Regions from separate parts of the Homo sapiens genome. Here region 1 is linked to region 2. A link is an interaction called in ENCODE POLR2A ChIA-PET data of the cell type or tissue named here. Cell type or tissue: GM12878. All regions are shown on one strand. Links, peaks and the distances in the headings refer to the core of each region. The heading gives the core; the rest is flanking DNA. Region 1 overlaps ITPR1 (inositol 1,4,5-trisphosphate receptor type 1). Region 2 overlaps ITPR1 (inositol 1,4,5-trisphosphate receptor type 1).

The links. ChIA-PET counts read pairs that join two places held together with the same protein. Peaks named below come from ENCODE experiments on the same cell type or tissue, not always from the same donor. Only the 100,000 strongest peaks of a DNase experiment are listed, where the experiment ranks them.
Region 1: POLR2A ChIA-PET joins it to region 2 with 10 read pairs; 4 of 35 experiments call an interaction of 5 or more read pairs at or near these places.

Annotation. Positions count from the first base shown.
Region 1 is chr3:4,840,486-4,852,537 of GRCh38, reverse strand. It overlaps ITPR1 (inositol 1,4,5-trisphosphate receptor type 1), which reads right to left. Exons shown (of 62, transcript NM_001378452.1): 62 at 5,032-6,399. The coding sequence ends at 6,313. All of the region lies in intron 2 of LOC124906209 (a long non-coding RNA gene), which reads left to right. Among named protein-coding and RNA genes, the nearest start is that of EGOT, 95 kb to the right of the region's middle. RefSeq lists enhancers at 1,147-1,226, 1,587-1,646, 2,047-2,166. In GM12878, for the core only: no CTCF peak of the experiment used is centred there; a DNase peak (open chromatin) is centred at 6,477; H3K4me3 peaks cover 478 bases; H3K27ac peaks cover 2,237 bases.
Region 2 is chr3:4,502,811-4,514,862 of GRCh38, reverse strand. All of the region lies in intron 2 of ITPR1 (inositol 1,4,5-trisphosphate receptor type 1), which reads right to left. Among named protein-coding and RNA genes, the nearest start is that of ITPR1, 15 kb to the right of the region's middle. RefSeq lists enhancers at 223-735, 10,117-10,206, 10,367-10,416, 10,427-10,566, 11,663-11,752. In GM12878, for the core only: no CTCF peak of the experiment used is centred there; DNase peaks (open chromatin) are centred at 6,642 and 7,592; H3K4me3 peaks cover 2,520 bases; H3K27ac peaks cover 2,003 bases.

The DNA.
Region 1 (12,052 bases), core at 2,169-10,168, 340 kb before region 2:
CGGGCCCCCAAGGTGGGGTCTCTGCTCCTTCTCAGGATCCTTCTCAGAAAGAAATTATTAAAGAGGCTCTGGGTCTTCTATAGGTAGTGAGATGTAGAATTTGTATTTGAATGTTAAATTAAAGATAGTACAACTTGGGACCATTCAGACTTCAGAGATAATATCTACTTGACAAGACTGGGAGGTTTAAATGAGAATGTAAGTGAAGGCATTTCAGAAACTAAGGAAATATATTGTCATTCCCAAGATAAAACATTTTTTCTGTAGAGATTTATTTTATTTATTTATTTAGAGATGGAATCTCACTCTGTTGCCTAGGCAGGAGCACAGGGGCACAATCTTGGCTCACTGCAATCTCCGCCTCCCGAGTTCAAGTGATTCTCCTGTCTCAGCCTCCTGAGTAGCTGGGACTAAAGGCATGCGCCACCACACCTGGCTAATTTTTGTATTTTTAGTAGAGACAGAGTTTCGTCATGTTAGCCAGGCTGGTCTCGAACTCCTGATCTCAGGTGATCCATCCACTTTGGCCTCCCAAAGTGTTGAGATTACAGGCGTGAGCCATTGTGCCTGGCCCAAGATTTATTTTAAGAAAAGAAGTCAGATTTGAATCCAGCACTGCTAAAAAATATGAGGATAGTTATCTGGAAGTCATAAGCTGTATGAGAGGTTTCTTTATGAATTTATTCAGTTCAAACTGATAGTTAAAACGTACTTTGGATAGAAAGATAAAAGTTTTTAAAATGACTGGATGTGGCCCAAATATGTCATGTTAAGACATGTAGATTTAGGATCCCGCAGTAATAACATCAGACCCATTTAGTGGGAACAGAAAGAAGCTTTTGGTCATGCAATAGTTAGCTGAGATTGTGGATAGGTATGAAAAAAAGGAAATGGTCATGTTGCAAAGGAATGGGAAGTAACGTATCAGGTATATGCCAGACTCTTGGTATAGATTATCTTTCTTGATGCCCATTACTGCCCAAAGAAGTACGTGGTAGCATCTCTACTCTTGAGAAGGGGGGAACTGCACATTAAAATCATTAGTAACTTGCTCCAAGTTATAACATTTCAGTGACAGAAATGGTATTAGAATTCTTATCCACTTTAAGGCCCATGTTCTTTCCATTCCACCATGTTGCCATGTGGACTCTGACATAGACCTAGCACCTAAGCCTTGTGTGGTTCAGGTCTCCTTGTCCCAGTTTTATACCAAACCTTAATTGTTTTTCTGCAGAGAACTTTTACAAAAAGCTTCTTACAAGACTTTATGAGATACCATAGGTGATAAGTATGTGACTTATGCTCAGGAGTAAATAGGTGAAATTCCTGGATTGTCTGAAGTTCCATTTACCTGGGACCAACCATGTATTGTGAGGTCATTATAAATGTGCTGGCAAACTCTTTCCGTTAGTGGTTCTTGCGTACAGTGTGCACTTCTTATGTTGTTGGACTCTTTGTGTTGTTGTTCAGAATTCACCTTAGGGGTTTTCTCAAACTCTGCATTCTTATTCTATAGTGGTTTTTGGCTTTCTTTTTTCTCTCCAAGCTGGGTGGATGATGCAGTTTCGCTTCTAGGTGTTAGGATTCTCTTTCACACTGGTTTGTCATGACCTTAAAGTATTTTAAGATGTTCCTTTGGTAATTTTTTTTTTAATGTCTTGCCCTAGTAAGCTAGAGATTTGTTTTACCAAATGAGTTTAAAATACCAGCAGCTGGAGACTCCATAGCATTGTCTGAGTTGACCAAATGTAAACACCCACCAGTGATCTACCTTTTTATTTTCTTGATTTTGGTAGACTTTTTTGGTTCCAGACCTGAAGGCTTGTTATGCTTCTGAATTGGCCTCTAGGTTGTAAGAGTTGCTTAATGTGGCATATGATACCAAAGATGGAAAAATGTGTATGATAATTATAATCATCTTATTATAAATTGCCATCATACTCTCTCCTGTCAGATGATTGATGAGGCCTAAACGTTGTTCTGAGCTGCAACCACCCACAAAAACCACACACACGGCGTTTTACTCAAAACTTTACTTCAACCACTACTTTGTGATGCAAAACTAGTGGAATTTTGGGTACTTTCTGTAAAATTGAAATCTTTATGGGGATTTTCCAACATTCTAGTTGATTGTTAAATTATTAGTGTAAGGAACAAGACCAAGGCAGAGTTTGCCAATGAACACTGACATCTGTGGTAGGAGAGGACACCAGTGTGCACCTGCACATGCTCCCTAGGAAGAAGCCACCTTGATTGGGCCGAGGACGGATTCTCCCTTTGAAAAATGCAGTTATATAAGAGCTATATACAAGAGATTTGTAGTTGTGAAAGATAAAGACTTCAGGAGCTCACTCACTCCTTATCTTTGCCACAAAGTTTTCGGTCTTGACAAAATATTCAGAGTCAATACTTTCTAATGTGTAGATCCATCATCTCATGAAAGAGATTTGAAAAGAAAAAACAAATCAATCTGTATTGTTCCACATGTAGGACAAAATAAAGTTCTGCATGAATGCTTTGTGTAAAGGGAGAACAGTTAAGGGAAACTGATTACTGATATCCCCACTCTGGAAGGGAGATAGCAAGTGGGAAGAGCTCTCTGTATTTTGCTTAGTCAGGAGATCTTTATTTATTCTGGAGCTGAGTCCTTGGACAAGTTACTTTACTTCTTTAGGGCTCAATTTCTTATCTTATTTAAAATAAGTTTCACTTCTGCTGTACAGTGTCTCAAGAGCCTTCAATAACAGTCCTTTGTTATTCTGTCTTATGTAAAGGTGACTTTTACTGTCATATAATTTGTCTTCTAACAAGCACGTATGTTATCAAAATCTGTAAAAAAAAAAAAAAAGTTTTGGCGAAAAAGTTTTGGCAAAAACCCAACTCTGCTTCTATAAGTATGTAGTTATGATTGTAACAGTTTGGAAGGAGTAAATTTCCCTCCCTGCCGCTCAAAAGTCAGGCTAAGGGTCTCATTATTAGCCTTAAAATAACTATCAGAAACTTTCAGGCCTTTGCCCATTAAGGCTTTATCCAAGCCGTCTATAGTAGGAGTATACAGAGATCTACAATTGAGTTTTTAACAGGTTATTTTCTTAATTTACTCTAGAGATCTTAGTAATTTCCCACTAGCACATGGCATGTCAATGCAGAACTTTGCAGTGAACTGTATGGGACTTGGGAGACAAACAGCTCTGTATAGTTTGCTGCTGCAAAGGCTGAGTTGTTGACTAGCGTCCATAGACAAAGGATGCTTGCTTTAGAATTTATATTAGGAAGTGCTCAGTGAAACGCAGTGAAAGAGCACATTTTACAGGAGCAAAATCAAGCAATTGATTTCCAGAAAGGGCAACCAAATAAAAAAAAATTGGCTGAATGAAGAACAATGAATAAGGAACATGAACTTGAAAGCAAACTAAGTGAATAGTATCAAATCTTTAAAGAATGACATTAAAGTCATATTTTGTATGTTGGGGGCAGGGTAAATACAGATAAATACAGCACTAGGAGAAAACTGAACAGGGTGGATGGAATATCATTTAGACCTTCAGGACGACAGCAAACAGAGTGGAAGCTTTACTTGTAGAGAGAAACAGGGTAATCACTACACAATTTTAGGGGCATGGAAAGGGTAAGATCCCACAAATGTTAGAGAAGTGGAATGGAATTTCCCAGACCCTTTAACAGATGGATTAGTTAGGGAAATTTGCAGATGCTTGAAACTTGAATTGGTGCTGTAGCAAACTGTTAATATTAAATAAAATGGCTTAATTAAGTAACATTGGCTTTCTCTCATGTTAGCGAGTACTACCATACTTTCACCCTGATAACACTAATTCTTCATCCGGGTAGGTAACTTTGAAGGTGACTTGGACCTTGATCTTAAAATAGAGGTGTTGGAAAGGCACAATGTGAAGGAAGCAGGCAGAATTACAATTACACATCAAAGGCCCCCGGAGTTTTCACTTCAAATTGTATGTTTCAATTCTACTAGCTTTAGTGTTCACACCCAAACGGCAAGGGTAGGATCTACTGCATGGAGGGAGGAGTGGCATTCCAATTTCGTTTATTTTCTGCTGAAGCTGGCACACTGAATGAAGATTTATATCTTAAGTGACAGGATTCAAATGGAACATGACAAACCTGTAAAAGCTGCAACTTGGCATGTCAATGCAGAACTTTCCAATGAACTGGATGGGACTTGGGAGACAAACCACACACACTGCCACATCTCGTTGGGCAGTGTGAGAGATCAAAGAGAAAGCCCAGGGGAAAAGCAAGTCCTTGCTAGCTAATGTGTGCATTGTGGGGGTTAGCATAGATTGCCATTTTGCTTACAGATAAAAGTAGGTATCTGTCTTAGGCTTGCCTTACGATGGAAAAATTTTGTGGAGACAGGCTGCACTGACTGGAAAAAATTAATTTGTTTTTAAGTTATCAAATTTATAAAGTAGAAGCATTAGTTACAAAACTAGCCATTTAACTGGAATTTAATCTTGACCTAGTTCCCAACATTGGGTGGTATTATTTACCAAAGCATAGAGAAAATTAGTGTCAAAAAAAGCAGCCAGGGCAAGCACTGATTTGAGGAGGGAACAGGTTTTACTACGTTTGGACAGGCAAGGTGGCTCTGTAAAAACATTTTACACTTTGCTGAAGGACCCTGACCACTGGGCATGAACTAAAACAAATTTCAGCTGTTCCCGATACTTCCACATGGCACACAGCAAATTAAAGATCCCCCAGTAAAAGCAGAAGAGACAGGAGATTTAGTAGGGCGCTCCCGACAGCCTGGCTGGCAGTCACTAATCCAGAAGAATGAATGAATGTTGTACTAAATACTCCCCAATGTTTGTTCTAATAATTCTCCTCAGAGCTGTCATAACAACAGCAAGTGTTTTTTTAAATAATCAGGTAAACATTTTCTGAATTAACCTGGTAATCAAACCGACTGTACTTCAAACTGATCCTAAAGAAAGTACATAAATGGAATAGCAGTTAAGTCACAAATGCCAAATGAAAGCCACCAACCAGTCACTGTATATTCTGCATCATTTATTAAATATTTTTATATATGCATTTACAAACTTTACTCATTTCAGAACTCTGCTTTCAATGCATTTTTAAACTGTTTTTTTTTTTTTTGCAGAGAGATTCTCTTGTAAAATGAGATCCATGTACAAAACTAGGCAACAGATATAAAAGTTTCCTTTCATATTTTTCATCCATCAAGAAAAGAAATCATGTGACAAGAAATAAAACCAAAATGTGGCTCTTTCAGAAGAATAACATGTCTGTGGTCAACTATGACTTCTAATGAGATAGTTCATATTTCATCTTTATATGGATGTATATAGTTTTAATACTTCTTAGCTACTGTAGCATGTTGGTTCAGATGAAGAAAAAATAAACTCTATTGTTTGGACTAGATAATCTAGAAACCATCAATTATGCATGTCTTTATAATGCGACATCAAAATTTACCCAGGAGATGACACTGATTGGCCAGCAGTATGCATTTATCCTGAACATTGCATAGAAAGTTCCCTTTAAAAAATTCATTATCTTCTTCACAAGCTAAAGTATGAGCCTCTAATTTGGCTCTCTTATTTAAAGAAATAGTTTAAATGATCAATTTAGAAGCTTAAAAGTATCTTTGAAACTAAAGTTGCTTTTCTTAAAATGAATGCTGATTTAACAGTTCATAGACTTGGAGCATTATCACTAGGAGACGGAGGCACTACTGCCACTAACGAGAAACAGCATCACCAGAGGATAATTACATGGTACAAAATGCCCAGGGGCCTGAAACTCACTATTAATATAATTTTGGCAGCAGCATCATTTGAAAGTTAACCATTTATTACATAGTATTAACACACCAGCTTCAAAGAAGTGCACTCCCTTTAGGACACTCGGGAGCTACAAATGTATTGTGATTGCATAATTCGTATTGCACAGTTTTATAAAAAACATAAATACTGGCTATTCTAGTTTTAAATACAAAATACATGTCATATACTTTTAAATCTATAATCTGGTTCAAGTGCAAATCAGGTGCTTTCTGTTAGTCCTTCCAAAAAAGGCATTTTTAATATTTTTGGCACAAATGAAATGTCATCATGCCAACAATTCTAATTACAATACATATATCCAAACCTTTAGAGTAGCAATCATATACATACAGTATAAAACTGAGTATTTACAAATGTATTCAGCATAAATGTAACCTTCGTGGGTGAATCAGAACTCATTAGCCATACCCACACTAATAATAATTATAAAAGGTAAATACAATTCCTTTCTTTCATTTGCTTATGCTGGTTGTTGTGGGTTGACATTCATGTGAGGAGGATGTCCTAGAAGACCAATTCTTTGTTTCTGCTTCCTTTGTTCTGTCATCTGGAAAGTTAAAAAGTTTCATCATTAGACCCAGATACTTCCTGTACGTCAAATCGCATACTGAACCATAGATTTACCTCTGTGGTTATGGTTTATACTGAAACCCACTTTCTACAAATAGTGTACCATCGCTATATCAAACACACAGCACTTCAAAAAAGGCATCTTCTTAGGCAGAATGGGAAATTCTGTGACCTAGTCATGCAATGTAACATTCAGAAGTATTGCTTGCCACTTGTTTCATAAAGAAACAAAAAACAATAAAAGCACAGGATTCTTTCTTGTTTCCCAAATGCACTTCCAAATGATTTGAAGACTCATTGGAAAATGGTGGCTTTGTACGATAGTAACAACACGCCATACTAACAAGAAAAGCAGTGTTTAGAATCCTAGGTTTGAGAGGGAGGGTTCGTGTCCACACTTTCAGTGGGTCCTGATTTTTCTCTTCAATGACTCTTGAGTAGTTGGTTAGAGAAAAAAAAAATTACCTACCATAACTAGGAAAATGAGAAATGTTCTCAAATCTCTTTGAGGTCCAGAATGATTAAATGCTGTAAATAATGCTGTGACCATTCACGGTATCTATTTCTTGCCACCCAGTAGACACTGAGGCTCGCTGAAGGTCAGGCGAGACCATTGCCTAAGACTAGTTCAAATGAAAAAGTACTTTCAAAATCCCAAACAAGAAGCCGATTCTATTCATTTGGTTGCTGAACTAAATATATTCTCATGTTGATGGGTCTCTAGACCTGTTCTAGGTATTTTAGGGCATACTTACTTCTGTCTCTGTATTAAGATTTTCCTTAACCCAGTTAGTCTTAGTTTTGGATTTTAGGGTGAGCATTCAAGTCAACTGAGATAAAAAGGCTATACGGAATATATATTCAAGAAAATTGTTGTCTGCAAGTGGGTTAAGGTCCTACTCCTATGTTTTTAGCTTCCTAAAATTGTAGAGGAATTAGGGTAAAAAGAATAAAGGCTTTGGAATCAGATCTAGTTTCTTATGGTTTTGTCATTTAACTTATCAAAGTCTGTTTTCTCATCCATACAATCAGGATGATAATTCCTAGCTGATTGGTGGAGAATTGCGAGGTTATACGCAAATTTATTAGCATAGCATCTGTCACATAGTAGATGTGACACTTAATCTCACTTTTCACATGAACTCATTTTTGGTACAAAATATCTGGAGAGAACATAAAACAAGACTAATTTACCTAGGTTCAATTTCAATGTGGTTATTTTTTCTTCTTCAAAACTAGCATTATCCTCTCAAATCAAAATACTATTTTTAGGCTCCTGTGGAGATGCTTTCTCTGTTATAATTTAGATGAGAAGACTTACAAGGACTTAGTATTTCCAAAAGGTAGCTTTTAATAAAGCTTTTAATTAAGAATTGGATTAGGAAATTCCAGCTAGCCCCTGAAGTTTCCTTAGGTGAGTGACATCTTTAAAGGAAGTGTTACACACTACACTGTATCCACAGATTCGGCTCAGGAAGGAGAACCTAATATGACACATGAAATAAATTCACAATTAGGTTAAAATGCCAGTAATTCATTCATCTTACTACCTGATAGTTCAGATGTTTAGCTCAGATTTTTCTCCCACAACCCTTCCCTTGGCAGGTAACCTTGAGAGGGAATCCAATACAACTTAGCTAAATTTGGATAATCTCAAGTGTTCAAATTGATTTAGAAATCTTGGTGTGCTCAGCCAGGTGCAGCGGGCTCACGCCTGTAATCCCACCACTTGGGGAGGCTGAGGTGGGCAGACTGCTTGAGCCCAGGAGTTCGAGACCAGCCTGGGCAACGTAGCAAAACCCCATCTCTACCAAAGGGGAAAAAAAATTAGCTAGGCATGGTAGCGTGCACCTGTAGTCCCAGCTACTTGAGAAGCTAAGAGTGGGAGGATCACTTGATCCTGGCAGGTGGAGGTTGCAGTGAACAGTGATGATGCCACTGCACTCCAGCCTGGGCAACTGAGATCTTGTCTTGGAAAAAAAAAAAAAAAAATCTTGGTCTGCTCAACCCTTATTGAAGGATACTTTACTCAAAGCTTATATTTAAAGCTGCTGAAATCTTTCAACTCAAAGTTGAATGTCAAAGTTGGCCATTAAGACTTTTTTCCCCTGTAATTTTGCTTTAAATAACTACTTGTATTTGAGATGACCTTTTAGTATGCGTATTTTCATCCCTGTTTGTTACATCAGCTCTCCTTGACTTTTCAATTTGTCAGTTAGTCTTTCTCTTCAACTTGAAGAAACCTCTGAAACTTTACAACAAAGGAGTCTTCAGTTGGTGGCCTGGCTTCCTTTTCACTTCCACAGCCGCGGCCTGATGCCTCCTCAGTTAGCAGCCCTATTCATCTGTCTTCATAAGTGATCCCATCGCCCACCCTCCCTCCGTCCCTATCCTTAAGGCTCCCCACTGATGTGGGTTATTGGCCAATTCTTTGCTCAGGTAGTCATATTCCTGATAATTTTAAGTACCAACTACACATCTAATGTTCTTTTCTGTTTCTCTAGAAGAATGGTTCTCAAACTTCAGCATGCGCCAGAATCACCCAGAACATTTGTTAAAACACAGATCAGAAACAGAGTTTCTGACTCAGTAGGTCTGGGGTAGGTCCCATGAATCTGCTTTTCTAACGATTTCCCAGATGATGTAGACGTTGCCGGTCTGGGGACTACACTTTGAGAACCACTGCTCTAGAAGAGGTTTTTCACTGATAATCTCCAAAATCGGACAAGATCATTTTGAGTATATACTTGAACACTTTTTTTAAAAAAAGTAATTTGTGTACATATATTATTTTTCTCAAATGAGGGAAGCTCTTGGAGAAGATTGTCTGCAACTGAGCATATAGTAGGCACACACATTTGACTGATACTCTTTTGATTAACCATGGCCTTTTAGACAGAATGGCTGTCATTTAAGTCAACATCACTGCCATTTAAGTGACTGCTAAAGGAGAAGGAATTGGGCAACTGCTAAAGTGTTTGGCCTTTTAGTAGCAGTCATCATCCAATTACAAGAGAACCAAAAAAAAAAAAAAAAAAAAACCCCTCAAAACCCTGAAGGACTAAATCTGACCTATAAGAAACTGAGGCCAACAATTCTGGACGCTTAGGTTTCTCCAGCCTCTTAGTGCATATTCTCACATAATTTCTGGTTTTATTAGTTCAATTCTTCTTATCTACTTACCTACCCCACCTACATACATTCACACGTACTATCTATATATCTTGTTATAAGGCATCATTATTGTCTGTTACTCTTACCTACATCAAAACAAATATAATGACCAAAGTCTATCCTTAGCATTTTTGTCAGATAATAGTCTCTCTGGACATCTGAAACAAAATTGACTCTTGAGTAAAAAAAATCTATGGTAACTGTATTCAAAATTCTAATATTGAAACATCTATTTTGAGTAGTGTGAGATGTCTCATTTATAGTACATTTAAAAATCCTCAAAACGGCTGGGCATGGTGGCTCACTCCGTAATACCAGCACTTTGGGAGGCAGATCACTTGAGGCCAGGAGTTCGAGACCGGCCTGGCCAACATGGTAAAACCCCATCTCTACTAAAAATACAAAAATTAGCCAGGCATGGTGGTACATGCCTGTAATCCTAGCTACTTGGGGGCCTGAAGCAGGAGAATCACTTAAACCTGGGAGGTGGAGGCTGCAGTGAGCTGAGATCGTGCCACTGCACTCCAGCCTGGGCAACACAGGGAGACTCCGTCTCAAAAACAAAACAAAGCAAAAAACCCAAACCAAACCTCAAAATTCCCATGTAGCTAAGGATAAACAGTTGTAGTAATGCTGTTCTTCACATCTATACAAATGTAGAAACTAGCTTGAATTTCAGCATTCCTCCTTTTGACTCATCTAAACAAGAAGCAAAGAATAGTGTAGCTTTACAAGTCAGATACAGCCAGACATCTGAAAGACTGTTCATGAAAACACGAGGCATACAGTAGAAATGGGCAAATTTTAATCTACCAGTATTGCCTCTAAATGATTAAAGGCTGGCACTGGAAGGAAAGTTCATTGACAGCACACAAATGCCACATTTCTGGTTTATAACACATCTTAATAGTCTTTGAAAAGCTGCTTTCATGTTACAGGAAGGTCTTGGTTACTCAGATTCTAAACAGCTAGCAAATTCTAGTAATCACAGTTATTTTCTACAGCCCTATAAAATCAGTCATGTTCAGAATGATGAGCCTCAAATACTGAGAAATGAAACCAAACCATCCCTTGAATACAAATATGTTGATTTACTATCAATGTATAGATACAATTCAGATTCTTAGAGTTGATCTCAAATGCTCTGTTTCTCTCTATTTCACCTGGCCAACTCTTACTCAGGCTTTGAAACCAAGCTCCTGAATTACCACCTCTGAGAAGACTTCTGTGGTAATTACTCTAATCCTCTCCCGAAGATCAGATTGAACAAATCACTCCCTTTTCTCCATTCCCAGAGCAATGTGTTCACAGCTCGGTTACACACTCACCAAGTTTAATTATAATTGATCTGTTTACTTGTTTCCCACTCTAGACTTTTAGTTCTTGAAGGCAGAGAAGAGGATCTATTCATCTTTGTAGCCCCAGTACCTAATGCCGCACCTGGCAAACAGGTGTTTCATATGTGTTGGCTGAAAGAAGGAACGGAATTAACCAGACCATACTGCCATTCCTTGAGCATGCCATGCATTTTCATGCCGTTGCTCATGCTGATTCCTTTCCTGGGAAGCCCCCTACTGCATTTCTCTGCCAGCTCAGAAGTCACCTGCTTGTAAGATTATAAAAGCTAAACTCCTTCTGCACTGCAAACTTCACACAGGACCACTACCTACCTACTTCTTTGTGCTCCATGAAACTATTCATGCCTCAAGTCATTCATACTGTATCAGATTGCTAGAGGTCTACTTCTTTGTCTTTCTTGCTAGATCCTGGATCTAGAGGGCAGATGTTGACTTAGTCTTCTTTTGTGGTCCCAGCACAGTATAAGGAACATAGATGCAGTACGGGTCGTTTAATATTCCATTTTCCAACTTTGGGCAGTTATTCTAATCTTGTGTTATGCCTTCTGTCCTTAAGCAGTTAATGTTAGCAAGATAACCCTCTTGTATGAAAAATGCCAAATGCTGTAACATGCTAATGTGATCTGAATTTTCAAGCACTTCTTGTATTCCTAGCAACAGCAAATAATGGTCGCTGTCCTATAGGAAGCCAGTCATATTTTCAAGAAAGTTAGCCCTTCTTAGTATTTGCTCTTTTGCATTATGAAGAAAACATGCAAAAGATTTTTAAGTTCTTACATTAGTTCTCCTCCTTGGAATAAGAATGTAAGAGAATCACATTTAGTGTTCAGAATCTCTTGGGAGGGGAAACTTCAAGATGAGAGGCATCGTTAAATAATACTTAGAATAGCAATCCTAACCAACCATTCTTGGCAATAATAGAAAAAGTGACACCACTAACCATAATTTTACTAATATCCTAACAAGAACTTTTTTCCCTCAGATTGATACATAACGAAACAATCAAAGAGGTAAATAACAGTAAAGATTTAGACCAAAGTCATCCACATTTAAGCTATCGTTGCTCGAGTCTGCTGGTTTTTGAATCAGAAAATCTAA
Region 2 (12,052 bases), core at 1,774-9,773:
AGCATCCAGAAAGGCGGCACAAATGGAAAACATCAAGGGGGATTAATATTTCCCTTCTGCGCTTATATTATAAAGCTTTATCTTAAAGGGTCAGGAAGTCAGCATACTTCTAAGACCAATTATTAGAAGACAATTTGTTTGAATTTTGAACCAGACCAAATTTATGTCTGTACACCCTGGCATCCCGAAAGGACACCAGGGAATTTCCAAATGCAGAAGAGCAGGTATGTGCTCCGCAAGAGGACTAGGGCCTTGTCCAGTGTGACTAAGGCTCTCCTTTCAGGATCACCCTTCAGATAAGCATTCAGCCCTAGTGGAGACTAGGCCAGAAAATGCCTGCTGTTTTGTGAACCATCACCGCCACCTGGATACCTTACTGAAAGATTCCAGGCCCTTAATGGGAAGAAGCAGACAATTCAGTGTCCTCGAGTGACAAAGCATGATGTACCCCATGTTGCTTGCAGCTGATCATTGCAATAGATGTCTGGACATTGCATTCCTACAGCACGGTTCTGCATTATTTTCTTTTCTGATAATAATAGCTGGCATTTATCAAGGATTTCTCATGCCCACCATTGTGCTGAGTGCTTTACAAATGTTCTCTTAGTGAATCCTCATGACCACAGCAGGAGGTAGGAACTACCATTATTGCCATTTTGTTGTTGAAGACACTGAGGTGTAATACAGAGAGGTAAGATCCCCACATCACATAAAATTAGTAAGCAGGAGGACCAGGGTTGTTACAACCCAGGTCTATCAGACTTTTTTTTTTTTTTTAGACAGAGTCTTGCTCTGTTGCCCAAGCTGGAGTGCAGTGGCACAATCTCAGCTCACTGCAACCTCCACCTCCCAGGTTCAAGCGATTCTCCCGCCTCAGCCTCCTGAGTAGCTGGGATTACAGGCACCCACCGCCATGCCTGGCTAAACGTTTGTATTTTTTGTAGAGATGGGGTTTTGCCATGTTGGACAGGCGGGTCTTGAACTCCTGGCCTCAAGTGATCTGCCTGCCTCAGCCTCCCAAAGTAATGGGATGACAGCCAAAAGCCACCGCACCCAACCTAGGTCTATCTGATTCTTCAGTGGAGGTGTTTATCAACAGTGATCCTGGGAACACAGGTTAAAATGTTAAATGTTCTTATACTCCGGATGATTATGGAGAACTGAGTTTCTTCTTATGCACAATTCTGTTTTCTAATTTTTCTACCATGGCTCTGTAATACTTCCATAAGTCAGAAAAAAAATTAAGCATCTTCTAACCAAGATACTTATTAAGTGGCCGAGATAAGTGAATAAGTAACCTTTAGCTACATTTTACATCTCCCCCTGAAATCACAGGCCAGTCCACCCACCACAGCTAATGATCCTCTGGGCAATCTGCCAGGGGTCCCAATTAAAAACAACCAAAAAGTAGGGGAGGACAGATCCTTCCCCAGGGGTCTCATGTGATAATTCCCCTCACAAAGGACTGGGCAGAAAGCTTGCTGGTCTGGCTAGAAACCTCTGGAGATCTCCTCCGGCCTCGCCTTAGTGAAGTGGAGGAAGGAGATGGGGGGAGGAGGATAGGTTTTAGTGCAATTATCAGTGATGTCCTGGAAGGAAAAACAAAGGCCGGGAAAGTCAACAGAACAGGCCTCTGTGGTGTGGAGGGGTGGAGGTGGAAAGTCCGCCCCAGAAGTGATGGGCCTAGGAGCAATCTTCTGGAAGACTTCCTGTTGTTCAGAGCTGGGTGGGAGAGCCCGCCTCTTTATCTGATCGTGGACCATTTGTGCCTGTGAACTTCTAGCAGCTGCACTCAGGGCTCCTATGTCACTCACACCATGACAAGGACCACCTCAGAGAAAACAGAGCTGGCGCCAACCTGCCACGGAGCTGCGGAACTTCAAACACTTACAGACACCGAGGGCTCGGCTCTGCTGACAAGCCATGCCTGACATACACGAGGGCAGGCTTAGGCGCTCAGCTCCCGCACTCCACCCTGGCTCTCTGCCCCTAAGCTCTTATTATTATTATTATCATCTAGCTTGTTATTAGGAGCCCACCACAACCTCTCTGCTTTCATTTCCTCCTCTGTTAAATGGGGATAATTTAACTTCAAGAGGCTGTGGTGAGCAATGGGTGAAATAATGCTTGAAAAGCACCTGGTACAGTGGCTGACATACTTGAATTAATCTATGCTAGTTATTTTTATTTTTCTTCCACGAGAGATAAGTGGAATTCTGAAAGATTCCAGGGCATCAAAATTTAAACTCAGTAAAGGATCCCCTGTTTAAAAAATCAGATGTGTATCATAACAAATGAACTCCTATATGACCCATGATGACAGATTTTACTTCAGGGAAGATAATTTATCCTTCCTAATTCCCCTGATGAAAAAAGGTGAACAATAGCGAATTACACTCAACTGCCAGCCACAGAGCATTCTAACCTTTCAAAAAACACAGAATCATGGAATAAAAGTTGGAAGGAACCCTGTAAAGCATGTAATTCCACCTCCCACCCAATAATGAAATCTCCCCATCGCGCTGCCTATGGATGGTCTCACTGGGCAATAGAGCCTATTCTTTGTTCAAACAGCCTTGTTCAGACAATTACTCCTAAACCAGGCACGGTGGCTCATGCCTGTCATCACATCTTAAACAGCCAAGGTGGGAGGATGGCTTGAAGCAAGGAGTTTGAGACCAGCCAGACCCCATTTCTACAAAAAATAAAAATAAAAACACATTATCAGGGCATGGTGGTACACATCTGTAACCCCAGCTACTTGGGAGGATCACTTGAGCCTGGGAGCTCCAGGCTGCAGTGAGCTGTGATCATACCACTGCATTCCAGCCTGGGCAACAGAGCAAGACCCTGCCTGTGAAAAAATAAAACAATTACTCCTGTCCCCTCCCTTAGCCCCACAAAGGATAGCCGCCTCCCAGAACTTTTGCTATTCATCTGCCCTCTGAAGCATCTAAGACCTCTGCATATGTGAATGCTATCTAGATTATTTCTCCTTAAGGCTTTGCTTCTTTTCACAAAGCATCACCATCCTCCCCGCAATTCCTGACGCAGAATGACCTCAAAAGCACCTCTCAGCCCATGGCAGGCAGGAGCTGAGGCTCCAGAGTCAAAGTGCCCAGGTTCAAACCCCAGCTCTGCCACTTACTCACTGAAGAACTTCAGGCAAGTTCCAGAACTTCCCTAAGCCTCACTTTTCCCAGCTGTAAAATGGGGAGAATAAGAGCACCTACCTCAGCAAGCTGACATAAGGTTCAGCAAGACGGTATTTATAAACACTCAGCAAAGCATCTGGCGTGAAGTAGGCATGCCACCAATATATAATAGTACTATCAGACCGCCACCCACCACCATTCTGATGGGTGCAAGCACCTGTTAAAACAGGATTCTTCCAGGGTGGCTTTGGCCAAGGCAAAGAAAGGTAGATCACTGCCTCTGGGAGACACTCTTGCAGAGGGAGGCTGTGGCAGCTTTGTTGAGCCTGACACCACCCTCTGGCTGAGCTTCCCTTTGCCCTCTATTGAAATTGCTCCCTGAGCTGTGCGTAAAAAAAAAGGGGGGGCAGGGAAGATTTGATTCTATTCCCAAGAAAAGTGCAAATAAAGAAAAAAATAAATGCAGAAAGATCTCCTTGGGGAAGAGAAGCCAGAGCTGCTCTTCAGCGTCTGTATTGCTCTCTGCCTTCTCTATACCTTTCCTGGTCTTCTCGTCCACTCTGCTGGCTCCAGTCACTGTTACGTGAAGAGGATTCCCAAATCTGTCTCTCATGTCCCACAGCTACTAGAGTTTTGCTCCTAGCGGCTCACGGCATCTCAATGTACCAAAAAGAATTTACCTGCCTGCCCAACCTGTTCCTCCTTCATAGCCATTTCTCAGTGACCACCAGCAAAGCCTGGTGGCTCCTCCAGTCCTCCCTCTCTCATGTTCCCTGCCACAGGGCCCTTGCCTGTGCTGTTTTCTCAAGCCCACAACACTCTCGTCCCTACCCCACCCCTTGCTCTAATTATAGCCAAGTCACCCTCCAGCTCTGAATTCAACTACCATTTCCACCAGAAAATCTTCCCCATCCCCTCAGATGAAGTTAAATTCCACTCTTATAAACTCTACACCATGGATCTCTACTTCCCAGCCTTCATCTCAGTTACAAGTTCACATTTACTTGTGCAATTCCTGTCTGACACCGTACAAGGCACATGCTGTATTCTAGAGATCTGTGTGTGATGTGTTTTATACACAACTGTATTCCAAACACCAATGCCTAGCACATAGTAGGTATTCAGTAAATACCTGTTGAATAAATGAATGAAAAAGTCTAATCCAGCATCAATTTTTGCTGACTTTAAGCTTTACTATATCTCTTGATTCTTCTAGTTCCCTTGCCCCTGCTAACCTGAGTCTCAGCCAGTATCATTTCTCAACTGGACTCCCTAAGGCCTTCCTACTCGTTTCTCTGAATCTGTCTTTCCTCCTCAATCTATTCGGCATACAACATCCAGCATGATATTTTAGAAACATAAATCAGACCATATCATTTCCCTGCTTAAAACCTTCCAACATCTCTTTGGAGCTCTTCATGATCTAGCCCTGCCTACCTTGAGCCCTGCTCTCCATACTCCAGCCATAATGATTTTTTTTCCAGGGCCCCCACCATGCTCTGTTCCCTGGGCCTTTGCACATGCTGTCTCTCAGCCTGAGACATCTCCCTCCCTCTCCCACCACCACTTGTGGCTAACTCCCACTCACCTTCACAGCCCCAGTTTGATGTCTCCACCTCTGGGAAGCCCTCTCCGACCTCCCAGATCTGGGTTATACGTTTCCAACATACTCTTCTATACAGCAACCTGGGTCCACTACCACTGTCCTAACATTGCTTATTCACTTGTTTGTTTGTCTTCTCCACTAGACTGCAAGCTCATGAGGGCAAGAACCTCAGTTGTCTTCTTTCCTGTTGCATCCTAGTACCTGGTAGTACCTGGGATAGAGCAAGCAGTCAAATATGGGTTCAATGTCACTTTAGTGCTATTGTATCTGCTGCCTAGAAGAGTTTATACTGGTTTTGTTTTTTAGAGTTATGGTCTCACTCTGTCACCCAGGCTGGAAGGTAGTGGTGCAATCATAGCTCACTGCAGCCTTGACCTCCCAGGCTCAAGTGATCCTCCCACCTCAGCCTCCTGAGTAGCTAGAACTACCGGTGCGTACCACCATGTCTGGCTAAGTTTTTTCATTCTTATTTTTGTAGAGACAAGGTCTCACTATGGTGCCCAGGTTGGTCTTGAACTCTGGCCTCAAGTAATCCTCCTGCTTCAGCCTCTCAAAGTGCTGGAATTACAGGCATGAGCCACCACACCTGGTTTGTTTTTTAGATGACTGCTCTCCAAAACAAATTAAAGCCAAATTTACAGTGTTAGATCAAGAACAGAAACCTACTTGGCCCTTTTCAATAGATTTCTATGAGAAATTTGGAAGCAAGAAACAAAATATCTAACTTTTATCCCTGGAAAGATACTCTAACTTTTATCCCCATTGACCATCCCCTCCACATGTCCAAAATGGCTTGGAGTACTGACAAGAGTGTACACTTGGAAACAGACTCAGAATATGTGAGTCTGAATTCCAGCCTCATAAATTACCAGCTGTGTGTCCTTAAGCAACTTCCATAACTTCTCTGAACCTCAGCTCTCTTATCTGTAAAAAAGGGGGCAACCTTTCATATTTCTCAGGGTCATTGTGAGGAGTAAACCAAATAATCCACATAAAGTGGTCAACACAATACTTGGCCCTTTATGCTCACTTTCTGTATGTCTGAATGAGTCTGAAATGAAAACATTCGTTTTTGTTCCTTCAAAGTCTTCACTCACCTCTGTCCTGTGATTCCTCTACTTGATGAATGTTGCTTACCTGGTCAATACTCTAGGAAATACATCTGGAGAAACAAAGATCCCAGAAATGTTTAAATCCTCTGTAAGCCCACGAGGTGGCTGATACTTGGACAGCATCTCCAAAGTACTGTTGTTTTTCAGTACCCAAACTCACAATACCAAAGCTGGCCAGACCTCAACTCAACTCCCCCGCCTTCTAACATCAATCTAGGTCCCCTGCTGGCAGTGGGGGTGGTGGAAACCTCTTCAAAGGGATAGTAATTCAGTATTTAGAACCTCTTCCACTCTGGTGTTAAAACAGGCCAAAGCACAACCTCACTAAAAAAGAAATATGTTCATTTAATTTTAAGCAGCAGCTCAAGATAGGTTTGGAATTTTTTTTTTTCTAAAAGCTTTTAGTGTGATAGAAAACTCACTCATTTGACTGTGGCAGAAAACTCACTTATTGAAATTTTTCCATCTATTAGTTCTCCTGCACACACTTAACTAATTGCATTACATTCATTTAAAAAAAAAAAAAAAAAAAAACCTTGATTTTCGCCTACACAGAATTCCGAATTTAAAAGTTAACAACTCCTGAAACTGAGACTAAAGTAGAACACTTCATTAACCAATAAGTTACCTAAGGGATCACTTAATCTTCAAGGGTGGACAGGCTTGGGAGGAAATGAGAAATTGACTTTATACTAGTTAAGGGACCCCAAAACCACAGACCTGCCAGTTTTTACCAAGACACAAAGGCAAGCCTCCTACGTTTAATTAAGATGAAGCCACCTGGCCACTGGGGCTGAACAGTCTGACTTTCAGTAATCGGGTGGCAGGGTAGTCCCACTGACAGTCTGACCTTAAATGAAACCCTTCTGAGCATGAGAGTCAGGTACTTTGGATCCCCTGCCTGCCTGCAACCCCTCGCCTCGTCCCCACAGTGCACCATTAATTTCCTGATGACCAAGCTCCTCTGTATTTTACCACACAATTACCTTAACAGTGAAAATCTTATATATCACTGACCCAAGACACACGCAAAACACTCCCCAGAAGCCTGAATTTGTAATCATTTAACCTCCTTAAACAGTGAAGCTGGCTAGCACAGAATATAGCTCATCTATTATTAAAAGCTTCTATCCTGGTTCCTTAAACACCAGTTATGACAGAACCTAAGAGCAATAAGCATCAATCTAATTTCTATTGTAGGACACAACTTCATCTGAGGCCAAAAGCTACAAAAAGAACAAAGTAAGTGTTGGAGACTAACAGTTATAAAGGAAGTTACACTTGAAGCTGCTATTCTCAGACACAGAGAGGAACCTATGCTTTATAATTTTTTAATGACCCATCCCACTGCAGAACTTCTGGACTGCTTGGTATAATCTTGCTCATAAGAAAAAGATGAACGTAGGACAAGTACCACTAGCTTCCACATTCTCAGCGTTTCTTTGCATTTCAGGAGGAACTTTAGGAAGCAATTTTGTTTCACAAAAACAACTGAAAAGTATCCCCATGCATTTTTTTCTGAACAGAAAGATCTCATACAATACCCAGACTTAGAGATGGTCAATTGCACCCTGTCACTTAAGCCTTCAATTTCTCCCTCTCTCTAATGTTCCATGCCACAACCCCACATTTCAAATTACCTATGTACTCTAGGAGCTGGTGGCCCAAGGGTCAGGGAAACTTCAAGGTCAAAACTATTTCACAATAACATTGGGGCATTATTTTCATTTTCACTCAGTCTCTCACACATGTACAGTGAAGTTTTCCAGAGGCTGCAAGGCACATGATGTAACAACAGACTGAAGACAGAAACAGATATATGATCTGTGAATCCGGCTATGTTCTGTGAAACCAGACCTCAAAGTGATTCGCAAAAAAAAAAAAAAAAAATTGCTACTCTTCTCAAAATTTTTGTTTGGGAAAATATTCTTATTGTTCATTAAAAATATGTCAATACGTTAATGTGTAATTGGTTTTTAAAAATATTTTTTCAGTGTTCATTTTCTCAGTGTTAATTTCTAACATTGTAAATACAGACAGATGTAACTCACATCAACAGTTCTTTAGGGTCCTGAATTGTTTTTAGGCATGAAAAGAGCTCCTGAGAGCCAGAAGTTTGAAAACTGCTGCCATAAACTTTTCTTTAAGAGTTGTCCTGGCAATGACTGTGTGCTTAGGACTCTCACTGTATAAGTTTGGAAACTTTATATAACAGGATGAAAATGCAAAATATAAAACTGAACAGCCAGGGCTCTAGAAAGTGAACTGTTCCATGTGAAACTTAAATCTTCCTTCTTATCGAACATATTTATTGATACCTACTATATGCCACCCCTATACTAGGTACTGGGGATACAGATCAAAGCAAGACATACAAGGTCCCTGCTCCCGTGATACCTATATTCTAGTGAGGGCAGACAGACAGGAAACAAACAGATAAAACAAGCAAGACAAATCAGATAGTGATGAGTATATGCAAAAAATTAAAACTGGTGATATGATTAAGTGACAATGCAATTTTGGCTGGTCAGAAAAAACAAGATGAGATGTTTAAGCGAAGACCTGAAAGTCAAGATAGAGGCAGTCATGCAAAAAAAAATCAGGCGGAAGAGCATTTTAGGTAGAGTAAACGGCTAGTACAAAGGCCATAAAGCAGAAAAGAGCTTAGCAAATTCCAGAAACAGAAAGCCAGCCCAATGTCTGCAGCATTAATGGGGAAAGGAAGAAAGTACAGGCTAAAGACAGGGTAGAGAAGATAGAGCCAGTAGGACTTCACAAGCCAGGGTAAAAAGTTGGCCTTCTATTCTAAATGTAATGGGAAGTCAATCAAGTTACCTCCCTTATCTGGCCCTCAATTTCCTCATCTGCAGAATGGGGATAATGAGGGCTTATCTCATAGTTATGTTGACAATTAATTGTGAAAAAGAAAATATGCTTACTTAGCACAGAGAAAGGGGGACGGAGGAAGCATTCCTATTGGCTGTTATAATTCTACTTTCTAATCTGTTCTATTTTCTATTCTCATAAACTACTCTTTCTAAACTTCTTAGGCTTATAATCAGCAGAGGATCAGCTCTGCCAAACAGCAAAGTCCAAATGACAAGTGAATATACAAAAGGGACACATGAGATGTACTGACCTCAACATGTCAATGCCAACTCCAACAATGTTTTCCCCACTATTCCTAATAAAACCAGAACCACCAAAGCACAGCCAGGTGAGGAGTGAATGCCAGCATCTCACTCACACAGCACCCTTTGCGTCTATCCTCCAGTCGTCAAGCTTTGCCACCTAGCCCCAAAGCACCTGCATTTGGACAGTCATTCTTCTGCTAAAAAATGGAGCCAACAACAAGTCCATCAGCCTTCCCCATTCTTTCTTGGCATATCCACACTACCTCCACCTCCTAAAAAACAAAAGGCCCTTGCCAACGTCCTTTGGTGCTGGTTTTCTTGCTGCTTGCTTTAAAAATAATAAAAATCAAAAAGCTTCCTTTAGGCCAGGCACAGTGACTCATGCCTGTCATCCCAACACTTTGGGAGGCCAAGGTGGGTGGATCACTTGAGGTCAGGAGTTTGAGACCATCCTGGCCAACATGGCGAAACCCCGTCTTTACTAAGAATACAAAAATTAGCCAGGCGTGGTGGCTTGTGCTTGTAGTCCCAGCTACTTGGGAGGCCAAGGCAGGAGAATCGCATGAACCTATGAGGTGGAGGTTGCAGTGGGCTGAGATCATGCCACTGCACTCCAGCCTGGGCGACAGATGAGACTCCTTCTCAAAAACAAGGGGAAAAAAGCTTCCTTTAAAGTTAGGCAGCAAAGAGAGGGGCTTACACACAGGGCTTTTGCTCAAAGCACCTGGCAAGCCAAGAGGCCATAAGGCAGTTGGCCCCTCAGAACCGAGGATAAGGACGAAGACAAAAAGGCACCGTTTCACTTTTTAGGTCAAGCAGCACCCAGCAGGGCAGGTTAACGATGGGCCGAGCCTGGCAAACCATGAGGTCTTTCACAGGAAAAAAAAAAAAAGGAGTATGCCCAGAAAAAGGAAGAGGTGCTGGCATTTGATCAATCTCCTGGCAAGAGGCCAAGGAAACTCCCTACAGAGTGAGCACAAGTCTCCCTGCGATGCCCTCACCCAGGTACATATATGGTAATATGGCTGTAAATACGAGGTAGAGAAAACCTAACGCATTTACGGTTGACTTTTTCAAGAGGGAGAAAAAGGCTCCCTTTACAACAGTCTCTGCTCCTGTTCCTGGGCACTCAGGGTTAATTTTGGACTTCCTTTGAGCAAAGATGCTTGGCGATATCATCTTTATTGTGAAATGAGGAGGAACAGCACATTTTTGACTTGGACATAATGCCACCCTCCTCCCCACACGTTTTCACACAGCTCCCCCTCCTTGCCTTCTTGTCCCATTAGCTGCTAATCAGATCGTCCTCAGAAATGCAGCATGTCCCCATCATCAGATAATTTATTCTCTTGCAAAAAGCACTTCTCTGGGAGCATAGAAAATTGTATTATGCTTTCGTTTTCAGGCAGTCCCAAAGGAAGTCACCAACTCAGAAGTTTCATCTTTAAGCAAGGCCCTTCATGGCCTCCCAGAAACAGCAGCTGTAAATCTGAAGTTCAGAGGAGTGATTCTCTAGTATAATACAACGTTGCTCATTCTCCATTCCCCCCGCCGCAACACACATACACACACAAAAATAAACCTACTCGCTTTTTCAGACATGTCTGCTAAATAACCTTTTCCCCAACCAGGTACAATATCTACAAAGTTATTTCTCAAAAAAAGATGCCCGCACTGACATTTGGTCTCATGGCTTCTATTCTTCAAGGCCAAAGTAAGAGAAGCCAACCAAAAGCTCAATATTTCCAAGGCAAAGAGCTGCAGATTTGGTGAGTGGAGGGCATTTAGCTAAAACTCTTTAATTTACGGGTAGAAAAAACAAACCTGAGGCCTAGTGATTTCTTGGAGGTCACACAGCTGATGAGTGCCCAAAGATAGACCACAGGGCTCCAGATACCAAGGCCAGTGTTTTTTGGTTTTGGGAGGGGGCGAGAGGGGGAGGGTGCTTATTTTGTTAAAAAGTTGAAGTCAGTCCCAGCCTGAAGAGACACCCCTCTGCCCACATAGCCCAAACCTCAAAAAACCAGCAAATGAAGTTAGGTCAATATCCTCAGAGAGAGACAAAAGTCTCACCAAGCCAGAAAAATTCACTCAAGGACAGGGTTTCTTAACCGGTTCACTACTGACATTCTAGGGCAGAGAGGTCTCCGTTGCGTGTGTGTGTGGTGGGGCAGGGGAGTGGGGGGCTATCCTGTGCACCATAGGATCTGTTCACAAAATGCCAGTAGCACCCCACCCCTGCCTGCCAGATAGAACAACCAAAAATATCTCCAGACGATACCAAATGTCCCCTGGAGGACACAAATCACTCTCCCTGTCCCCATTGAGACCACTGCTCTAGGACATAGATAGGTTTTGCTTTGTTTTTTTATCTGTAACGCCTTCTGCAAACATTTGTTTTTAGACAACTCGGCAGCAATGACCCGAAGCAGGTATTTTTATTTTTACACCTATTCTACAGAAGAGGAAACAGATGCACAGATGTTCCATGTTTTGCCCCTTACCCAAGAAGCAGTCAACACTCGGTACTGCGGAGTCCCCATCCTGTGGCTCACCAGGGCAATACCAATATGACCTGAAAGCAGCTTGGTTTCACTACCTGATTTTTCCACTCCCTTTTATGAATACTCAACAGTTTCCCAAGACAAATGTCCTGCAGAGATTTGTACTGAACAACACCTCAAAAGCTATCAAAAGGAAATGCTTAATATCTCTACATGGTCCTCACGTCACCCTCTGCAATAAAGGGCTTTTCTTTTTTTCTTTTTATTGAGATGGAGTCTCACTCTGCCCCCCAGGCTGGAGTGCAGTGGTGCGATCTCAGCTCACTGCAACCTCCACCTCCTGAATTCAAGCAATTCTCCTGCCTCAGCCTCCCAAGTAGCTGGGACTACAGGTGCCCACCATCATGCCCAGCTAATTTTTTTTGTAATTTTAGTAGAGATGGGGTTTCACCATGTTGGCCAGGCTGGTCTCAAACTCCTGACCTCAGGTGACCCACCCACCTTGGCATCCCAAAGTGCTAGGATTACAGGCGTGAGCCAC